2 separate regions of the Homo sapiens genome follow, and region 1 is linked to region 2. A link is a contact called in ENCODE Hi-C or POLR2A ChIA-PET data. All regions are on one chromosome and are shown on one strand. The core of a region is the stretch at or near the end of the contact, and the rest is flanking DNA. Distances in the headings are between cores, read along the strand shown. Region 1 holds the start of CYP1B1 (cytochrome P450 family 1 subfamily B member 1). Region 2 overlaps RMDN2 (regulator of microtubule dynamics 2).

Evidence for each region. A loop is a pair of places that touch in the nucleus more often than their neighbours do. ChIA-PET counts read pairs that join two places held with the same protein, here RNA polymerase II (POLR2A). Pooled maps may share reads with other maps.
Region 1: a map of PC-3 shows a loop between it and region 2 (14-fold over the local background). The contact joins the promoter of CYP1B1 here to the enhancer-like site in region 2. A Hi-C loop is called at or near these places in 2 of 168 maps with a recorded cell type or tissue (PC-3 and PC-9) and 1 of 50 pooled maps. POLR2A ChIA-PET finds 5 or more read pairs at or near these places in 6 of 52 experiments (H1, HEK293, MCF 10A and 3 more).

The regions. Positions count from the first base shown.
Region 1 is chr2:38,074,901-38,079,265 of GRCh38, reverse strand. It overlaps CYP1B1 (cytochrome P450 family 1 subfamily B member 1), which reads left to right and starts at 3,115. Exons shown (of 3, transcript NM_000104.4): 1 at 3,115-3,486; 2 at 3,877-4,365. The coding sequence starts at 3,878. RefSeq lists silencers at 2,000-2,119, 3,030-3,119, cis regulatory regions at 2,163-2,192, 3,113-3,120, an enhancer at 2,094-2,292 and a promoter at 1,759-3,134.
Region 2 is chr2:38,008,019-38,012,625 of GRCh38, reverse strand. The region is part of intron 10 of RMDN2 (regulator of microtubule dynamics 2); the gene reads right to left. The region is part of intron 2 of RMDN2-AS1 (RMDN2 antisense RNA 1); the gene reads left to right. Among named protein-coding and RNA genes, the nearest start is that of RMDN2-AS1, 26 kb to the left of the region's middle. Within about 2 kb of position 1,490, at least 2 of the 41 ENCODE cell types and tissues checked have a DNase peak (open chromatin) inside an H3K27ac peak, as active enhancers do; they include PC-3 and PC-9, where a contact is called at or near this core.

The sequences.
Region 1 (4,365 bases), core at 1,866-4,365, 65 kb before region 2:
GATTTTTGAGTCATGTCCTAGAAAAAGAGCTGAGCCCAAGGAACTACAGCTTGGAGGATATATCTGATCTATCTGCGATGGCAGGAAAGCATGCATCTAGTTGATCTAAAAACTAGATGGCATTATTGAGGAGTTGGACAGGCGGTCTTAGGAACAACCTCGTTTTATACTTTTTAAAAATAGGAATTTACTTAAAGGCAACTTCCATCTGCTCTCATTCTGGCAGAGGTATTGTGATAAAGGCTTTCAGGAATGTCAACAGCTCAGGATTGGCATTAGCTCATAGATAATTCCCGTCTACTAAATTAAAGTCTATGAGAGATTGATGCATGCACCAGAGTCTTGAATTATTAGGCAAGGATCTTGCTAAAGCTGGACATGGGAAGGTTGCTATGAAACTCATTTCAAAGGCTGTGTAGGCCAACTCACCTCTGGGAAACCAACGCTTATTATTAAACCAATGCAACTGCTCAAAAACTAAAACTCCATCACTATCTAAGTTCCCCATCATGGTGTGTGAAATCATTTCCAGAAAACTCTTCAAAAGATACCGAATAAAAGGCATCACAGGCCGGGCACGGTGGCTCATGCCTGTAATCCCAGCACTTTGGGAGGCCCAGGCTGGTGGATCACCTGAGGTCAGGAGTTTGAGACCAGCCTGGCCAGCATGGTGAAACCCCATCTCTACTAGAAAAATACAAAAATTAGCCGGGTGTGGTGGTGCGCACCTGTAATCCCAGCTACTTGGGAGGCTGAGCCAGGAGAACCTGGCAGGCGGAGGTTGCAGTGAGCCGAGATCACGCCATTGCACTGCAGCCCAGGTGACAGAGTGAGACTCCATCTCAAAAAAAATAAATAAATAAAAATAAAAATAAAAAAAGCCATCACGAAAAGACATTTCTTTATCAGGTCAGCAAATTGATTGCTGGTTTCAATCTCTCAAGAAGTCAGATTCTTTTCAGACACTCCTTTGTGTTTCTTTACAATGTAATCAGTCATTCCAGGGTCAGCTATGAGGCACACTCCCCTGGCCTCCCTCATAAGCAATTTAATTGCAAAGGGTTAGCATACTATTTCTTCTCTGCTATTCTCAGAATTCTCAATTATGAAAACAAAAACAATAATTAAAAAGTTCTTCCAGCTGATTTTTTTTTTTTTTTTTTTTTTGAGACAGAGTCTCACTTAAACTCTGCTGCCCAGGCTGTAGTGCAGTGGTGCAATCTCTGCTCACTGCAACCTCTGCCTCCCACGTTCAACCAATTCTGCTGCCTTCCCCCCTGATCCCCGAGTAGCTGGGATTACAGGTGTGCACCACCACGTCCGGCTAACTTTTGTATTTTTAGTAGATGGGGTTTCGCCATGTTGGCCAGGCTGGTCTCGAACTCCTGACCTCAAGTGATCCGCCCGCTTAAGCCTCCCAAAGTGCTGGGATTACAGGCGTGAGCCACTGCGCCTAGCCCCACGTGCATTTTTTTTTTTAAGGGAGGCAGGAAAGAAGGCATTTGGGCCTCTTATCTGCAATTTTCTTCCGTGTAAACTTATGTGAAGGATCTGGAGTGGGACTTGGTGGCTTCAAGCCCTGGCTCCACTTCTTGATGGCTGCGCGACCTGGGTTAAGTCACGCAACCTCTCTGAACCCTAGTTTATTCATCTGTAAACAGGTCAATAATAGCACGAGATTCGCAGCGCGAGTGGAGCTCAAAGTGCAGGGTTGTCCCTGGTGAACCTATCACTTTTATATTTATCCTTTGATGAAGCCAGTACAATTCCTACCTGGTTAACCAGATACATCCCACCTCTTCCCTCGAGTTCGCCCTTCCCCCCGCCTCGTGAAGTCCTTGTTCTCTTAGCTGTCTTGAAAATCCTATGCATCAGCATGTAGGAAAGGGCGCGCCAGGCGGGGGAAGCCACCCCCGCCCAAGCGCCTCCGGCTTCCCTTATAAAGGGAGGGCCCCCTTCGCGACCGCAAGCGCGCCCAGGAAGACCACAGAGCCGCCGGTGCGCAGCGAGGTGGCGATACGCGCCCGGGCTCGGCCTGCGGGTGGTGGCCCAAGCGTCCGCCTCGCTGGCCTGGCAGGCGCGACTGTGCGTGCGCAGCCGAGGGTGGTGGCGGCCGGCACCCCACGCCAAGGGTGGTGGTGGCCGGCACCCCACCCTCGGCCGCCGCCTCCGCGTGTCAGGTGCCGTGAGAAGCGCGGGAGGAGCGGCCGCAGGCAGCGCCCAGGGATATGACTGGAGCCGACTTTCCAGAAGCGGCGCACGCAAAGCCCAGCTCCGCACGCAAAGGGGAGGCGACAGCAGAAACTTCAACCCGATAAAGTTCGCCGGAGCGCGGAGATTCGCCTCCTCCTGCCACTCTCCGCCCCGCTCGGGTCCCGCCCCGCTAGCTCCCCCAGGCCCCCCCAGTCGCCCCAGCTTGGCTCCCCGCCCTGCGCCAACGGCTTCCATCGCAGCCTGGGCGGCCCCGCGCCCACCAGCGGGCGGCGCCACCTGGAGTGGCCTCTACGCGGGAAATCTCAGGGCCAGCTGCGCCCCAGGAGCCTTTGTGTGCCCAAGCACTGTCGGGGCCCCGGGGCGGGGGAGCGGCTACTTTTAGGGATTCCTGATCTCGCCGCAAGAACTGGAAAAAATTTAGCATGCCAAAGAGCCTCCACTGAGGTGGCAATTTGTTTGCGAGAACCTAAGATAAAATTTAAACAACCAACCAGGGGCGCTGTGAGGCAAACCGCTGCCACTACACTGGCTTTCCGGGAAGCAAGCTCAAGTCGCGGAGAGGGAAGGGAGGTCGTGCGCTCGGGGCGGGGCGCGCTCCCAAGTCGAGCGCAGCGGCCGGGGCAGGTTGTACCGAGCGTGGTTCTGGGGACACCGTGCGGCCTCGATTGGAGGTGGCTGTGATGAAGCGCGGTTACCGCACAATGGAAACGTGGGCACCTCCGCTCCCATGAAAGCCTGCTGGTAGAGCTCCGAGGCCGGCCGGTGCGCCTGGACGGGAGTCCGGGTCAAAGCGGCCTGGTGTGCGGCGCGCCCCGCCCCCCGCAGGCCCCGCCCTGCCAGGTCGCGCTGCCCTCCTTCTACCCAGTCCTTAAAACCCGGAGGAGCGGGATGGCGCGCTTTGACTCTGGAGTGGGAGTGGGAGCGAGCGCTTCTGCGACTCCAGTTGTGAGAGCCGCAAGGGCATGGGAATTGACGCCACTCACCGACCCCCAGTCTCAATCTCAACGCTGTGAGGAAACCTCGACTTTGCCAGGTCCCCAAGGGCAGCGGGGCTCGGCGAGCGAGGCACCCTTCTCCGTCCCCATCCCAATCCAAGCGCTCCTGGCACTGACGACGCCAAGAGACTCGAGTGGGAGTTAAAGCTTCCAGTGAGGGCAGCAGGTGTCCAGGCCGGGCCTGCGGGTTCCTGTTGACGTCTTGCCCTAGGCAAAGGTCCCAGTTCCTTCTCGGAGCCGGCTGTCCCGCGCCACTGGAAACCGCACCTCCCCGCAGGTCAGTCTGTCTGCCGAGGCGCTGCCCGGCGACCTCTTCAGATGGATTATTACAGGTAGCGGGTGGCGTGGTAGGTACTTTAAAGGAAATCAAGCGCCACCGCCTCGATGCCCGCAGCGTTGTCCCCAGATTGCAGGAACCGTTACGCGCCTTGCGGGGAGGGGAAGGGTTTGGCGCTGGGTTACAGCGAGGTGGAAACACGCCCCTTCTCTTCTCCAAGGGAGAGTGGGTTGGGGATGGGAAGGGGCGTCTTCGGCCATTTCTCCAGAGAGTCAGCTCCGACCTCTCCACCCAACGGCACTCAGTCCCCAGAGGCTGGGGTAGGGGCGTGGGGCGCCCGCTCCTGTCTCTGCACCCCTGAGTGTCACGCCTTCTCCTCTCTGTCCCCAGCATGGGCACCAGCCTCAGCCCGAACGACCCTTGGCCGCTAAACCCGCTGTCCATCCAGCAGACCACGCTCCTGCTACTCCTGTCGGTGCTGGCCACTGTGCATGTGGGCCAGCGGCTGCTGAGGCAACGGAGGCGGCAGCTCCGGTCCGCGCCCCCGGGCCCGTTTGCGTGGCCACTGATCGGAAACGCGGCGGCGGTGGGCCAGGCGGCTCACCTCTCGTTCGCTCGCCTGGCGCGGCGCTACGGCGACGTTTTCCAGATCCGCCTGGGCAGCTGCCCCATAGTGGTGCTGAATGGCGAGCGCGCCATCCACCAGGCCCTGGTGCAGCAGGGCTCGGCCTTCGCCGACCGGCCGGCCTTCGCCTCCTTCCGTGTGGTGTCCGGCGGCCGCAGCATGGCTTTCGGCCACTACTCGGAGCACTGGAAGGTGCAGCGGCGCGCAGCCCACAGCATGATGCGCAACTTCTTCACGCGCCAGCCGCGCAGCCG
Region 2 (4,607 bases), core at 241-2,740:
TAAGAATACAAATGGAGACATCACTGAGGAAAAAAATGCAATGTGAGAAATATTTGCTCATACTATTTTGCTTATTACAGAAATACTTCCAATGTCTAGCCTTCTTACATTCATTAGGAGTCCTCTTTATTATTACTATTGACACTATTATTTTTATTTGTACGATATTAATGCCTTGGTTCTTTCTATCAACACTTACTGAGTGCTTATTATATGCTAGGCAGTTACACAGGATTAGGGGTACAGTGATGAATGAGACAAACCTGGTTGTTACTTTCATGGAACAATCACATTAATAATGACATAATAACTGTGTGAAATGATAGCAAGGAAAAGTATAGGGGCTTTCTTGCCAGCAGGCGTCAAGGAAGTCTTTCCTGACGAAACAGCATCCATGGTAAGGCCTGGAGGATAGGAAGGAATAAAGCTAGTGGAAGGAGCAGAGGGTGGGTAGGAGTGTTTCAGGAAGTGGAACAGTATGTTCTAAGGGTGAAGGGCAGGCTGGGTGGTGCAGAGGAGAGGGGAGCTGGGAACATATGAAGCTTGAGAGATTGGTAGGAGCTGGGTCAGAGCCTTGAAAGACATGCTAAAAATTCTGACCCTCATCCCAGCAGCAAAGGGTTTTGAGCAGGGAAGTGACATGTTGACGTTTACATTTAATCTGTTGCTTGGGCTGCTACTGGGAGTCAAGAGTGGCCTGGCGGGAGGCAAGGAAGCTGTGAGGAGAATGACTGGGAGGCTGGTACAATCTGTGGTCCGGGGGAAAGTGGGCACATTCCTTTTGCTCCAGGCAAACCGAGCTTTGCTCTCTCACTTTTGTGCCTCTGTTCATGACCTGCAATATACTTGCCCACAACTCCATATTATACAGATCTTTCAAAGTCTACCTCTGATGCCACCTGGCCTCTTCTAGGTAAAAATAATTTCTCCCTTTTGAAAATTTCCATAACTGATGATTTGTACTTCTCTTAGTACCTTATGCTTTCTGCTTCGAGCTATAGTTATTTGGACACACATCATATATTCCCTTCTAGGCTATAGGCTCCTAGAAGGCAACAGGTGTGTCTTATTTGTTTATAGTTCAGATCACAATAAATATTGGAACTTGTATTGCTCCAACACAGAAAAAGAGGAGGGTTTTTTTTACTGAGGCATTTATTTTCTGTTAATGATTTAGAGGATGATAGTGTTTGGTGGTATGAGAAAAGGAGGAAAATATATACCTATTTTTTTGTTGTTGTTCCCACAACACCAGTCAACAGCTCACAGGAGCAGACTGAGTTGTTAACCCTGTGGAATGCTTGAAACTTAAAGCATACCCAGAATCCTGACTTACTGAATCAAAGGGCAAGAGACAGGGCAATAGTTTATTTTTCATTAATGGCCAGTGTCCAAAAACCAAGAACATGTTATTACATATTTTTCATCTTTGTCATGGCCTTGGATAGCCACACCTGCTGTGAATTGAGGACTGAGGATGGCAACCCATGGTCACTCCCCTTACTCTAGGCTGGGCCACCTGTCTAGCTTGTTTGCTGCCTACATAGTTAATCTCCAGCTCCCCGGAATTATGCTGTGCCCCCTCCTTCCCACTGAAGGAATTATGCTTGCTTCACTCCCTGCTGTCTTACATCTAACAAGGATCAGGATGTTTTAACTGGTAGGGGCCTCCTGGTGACAGGTTATCTTACAGAGATACAGCAAATTTTAAAACTTTATAGTACATGTAAAATCCAAGTCAAAGGTTTTAGTATGAAAGAAAACTCTGGGGTGGAGCCAAGATGGCTGAATAGCAACAGCTCCAGTCTACAGCTCCGAGCGTGAGTGATGCAGAAGATGGGTGATTTCTGCATTTCCACCTGAGGTACCGGGTGCATCTCACTGGGGAGTGTCAGAAAGCGGGTGCAGGACAGTGGCTGCAGTGCACCGAGCATGAGCCGAAGCTGGGCAAGACATTGCCTCACCTGGGAAGTGCAAAGGGTAAGGGAATTCCCTTTCCTAGTCAAAGAAAGGGGTGACAAACGGCACCTGGAAGATCGGGTCACTCCCACCCTAATACTGCGCTTTTCCAATGGTCTTAGCAAGTGGCACACCAGGAGATTATATCCCTCTCCTGGCTCGGAGGGTCCTATGCCCATGGAGCCTTGCTCATTGCTAGCACAGCAGTCTGAGATCAAACTGCAAGGCAGCAGCAAGGCTGGGGGAGGGGAGCGAGCCATTGCCGAGGCTTGAGTAGCTAAACAAAGCAGCCAGGAAGCTCGAATTAGGTGGAGCCCACCACAGCTCAAGGAGGCCTGCCTGCCTCTGTAGACTCCACCTCTGGGGGCAGGGCTTAGCCAAACAAAAGGCAGCAGAATCCTCTGCAGACTTAAATGTCCCTGTCTGACAGCACTGAAGAGAGTAGTGGTTCTCCCAGCACGCAGCTGGAGATCTGAGAATGGACAGACTGCCTCCTCAAGTGGGTCCCTGACCCCTGAGTAGCCTAACTGGGAGGCACCACCCAGCAAGGGCAGACTGACACCTCAGATGCCCGGGTACTCCTCTGAGACAAAACTTCCAGAGGAACGATCAGGCAGCAACATTTGCTGCTCACGAATATCCACTGTTCTGCAGCCTCTGCTGCTGATACCCAGGCAAACAGGGTCTGGAGTGGACCTCCAGCAAACTCCAACAGACCTGCAGCTGAGGGTCCTGACTGTTAGAAGGAAAACTAATAAACAGAAAGGACATCCACACCAAAACCCCATCTGTACGTCACCATCATCAAAGACCAAAGGTAGAAAAAAACCACAAAGATGGGGAAAAAACAGAGCAGAAAAACTGGAAACTCTAAAAATCAGAGCGCCTCTCCTCCTCCAAAGGAATGCAGCTCCTCACCAGCAACGGAACAAAGCTGGACGGAGAATGACTCTGACAAGTTGAGAGAAGAAGGCTTCAGACGATCAAACTACTCCGAGCTAAAGGAGGAAGTTCGAAACCATGGCAAAGAAGTTAAAAACCTTGAAAAAAAATTAGATGAATGGCTAACTAGAATAATCAACGCAGAGAATTCCTTAAAGGACCTGATGGAGCTGAAAACCAAGGCACGAGAACTACGTGACAAATGCACAAGCCTCAGTAGCCAATTTGATCAACTGGAAGAAAGGGTATCAGTGATGGAAAATCAAATGAATGAAATGAAGCGAGAGGAGAAGTGTAGAGAAAAAAGAATAAAAAGAAACGAACAAAGCCTCCAAGAAATGTGGGACTATGTGAAAAGACCAAATCTACGTCTGATTGGTGTACCTGAAAGTGATGTGACAGGGAGAATGGAACCAAGTTGGAAAACACTCTGCAGGATATCATCCAGGAGAACTTCCCCAATCTAGCAAAGCAGGCCAACATTCAAATTCAGGAAATACAGAGAACGCCAAAAAGATACTCCTCGAGAAGACTAACTCCAAGACATGTAATTGTCAGATTCACCAAAGTTGAAATGAAGGAAAAAATGTTAAGGGCAGCCAGAGAGAAAGGACGGGTTACCCATAAAGGGAAGCCCATCAGACTAACAGCTGATCTCTCAGCAGAAACTCTACAAGCCAGAAGAGAGTGGGGGCCAATATTCCACATTCTTAAAGAAAAGAATTTTCAACCCAGAATTTCATATCCAGCCAAACTAAGCTTCATAAGTGAAGGAGAAATAAAATCCCTTACAGACGAGCAAATGCTGAGAGATTTTGTCACCACCAGACCTGCCCTAAAAGAGCTCCTGAAGGAAGCACTCAACATGGAAAGGAACAACCGGTACCAGCCACTGCAAAAACATGCCAAATTGTAAAGACCATCGAGGCTAGGAAGAAACTGCATCAGCTAATGAGCGAAATAACCAGCTAACATCATAATGACAGGATCAAATTCACACATAACAATATTAACTTTAAATGTAAATGGGCTAAATGCTCCAACTAAGACACAGACAGGCCAATTGGATAAAGAGTCAAGACCCAACAGTGTGCTGTATTCAGGAAACCCATCTCACGTGCAGAGACACACATAGGCTCAAAATAAAGGGATGGAGGAAGATCTACCAAGCAAATGGAAAACAAAAAAAGGCAGGGGTTGCAATCCCAGTCTCTGAGAAAACAGACTTTAAACCAACAAAGATCAAAAGAGACAAAGAAGGCCATTACATAATGGTAAAGGGATCAATTCAACAAGGAGAGCAAACTATCCTAAATATATATGCACCCAATACAGGAGCACCCAGATTCATAAAACAAGTCCTTAGTGACTTACAAAAAGACTTAGACTCCCACACAGTAATAATGGGAGACTTTAACACCCCACTGTCAACATTAGACAGATCAACGAGACAGAAAGTTAACAAGGATACCCAGGAATTGAACTCAGCTCTGCACCAAGCGGACCTAACAGACATCTACAGAACTCTCCACCCCAAATCAACAGAATACACATTCTTCTTAGCACCATGCCACACTTATTCCAAAATTGACCACACAGTTGGAAGTAAAGCTCTCCTCGGCAAATGTAAAAGAACAGAAATTATAACAAACTGTCTCTCAGACTACAGTGCAATCAAACTAGAACTCAGGATTAAGAAACTCACT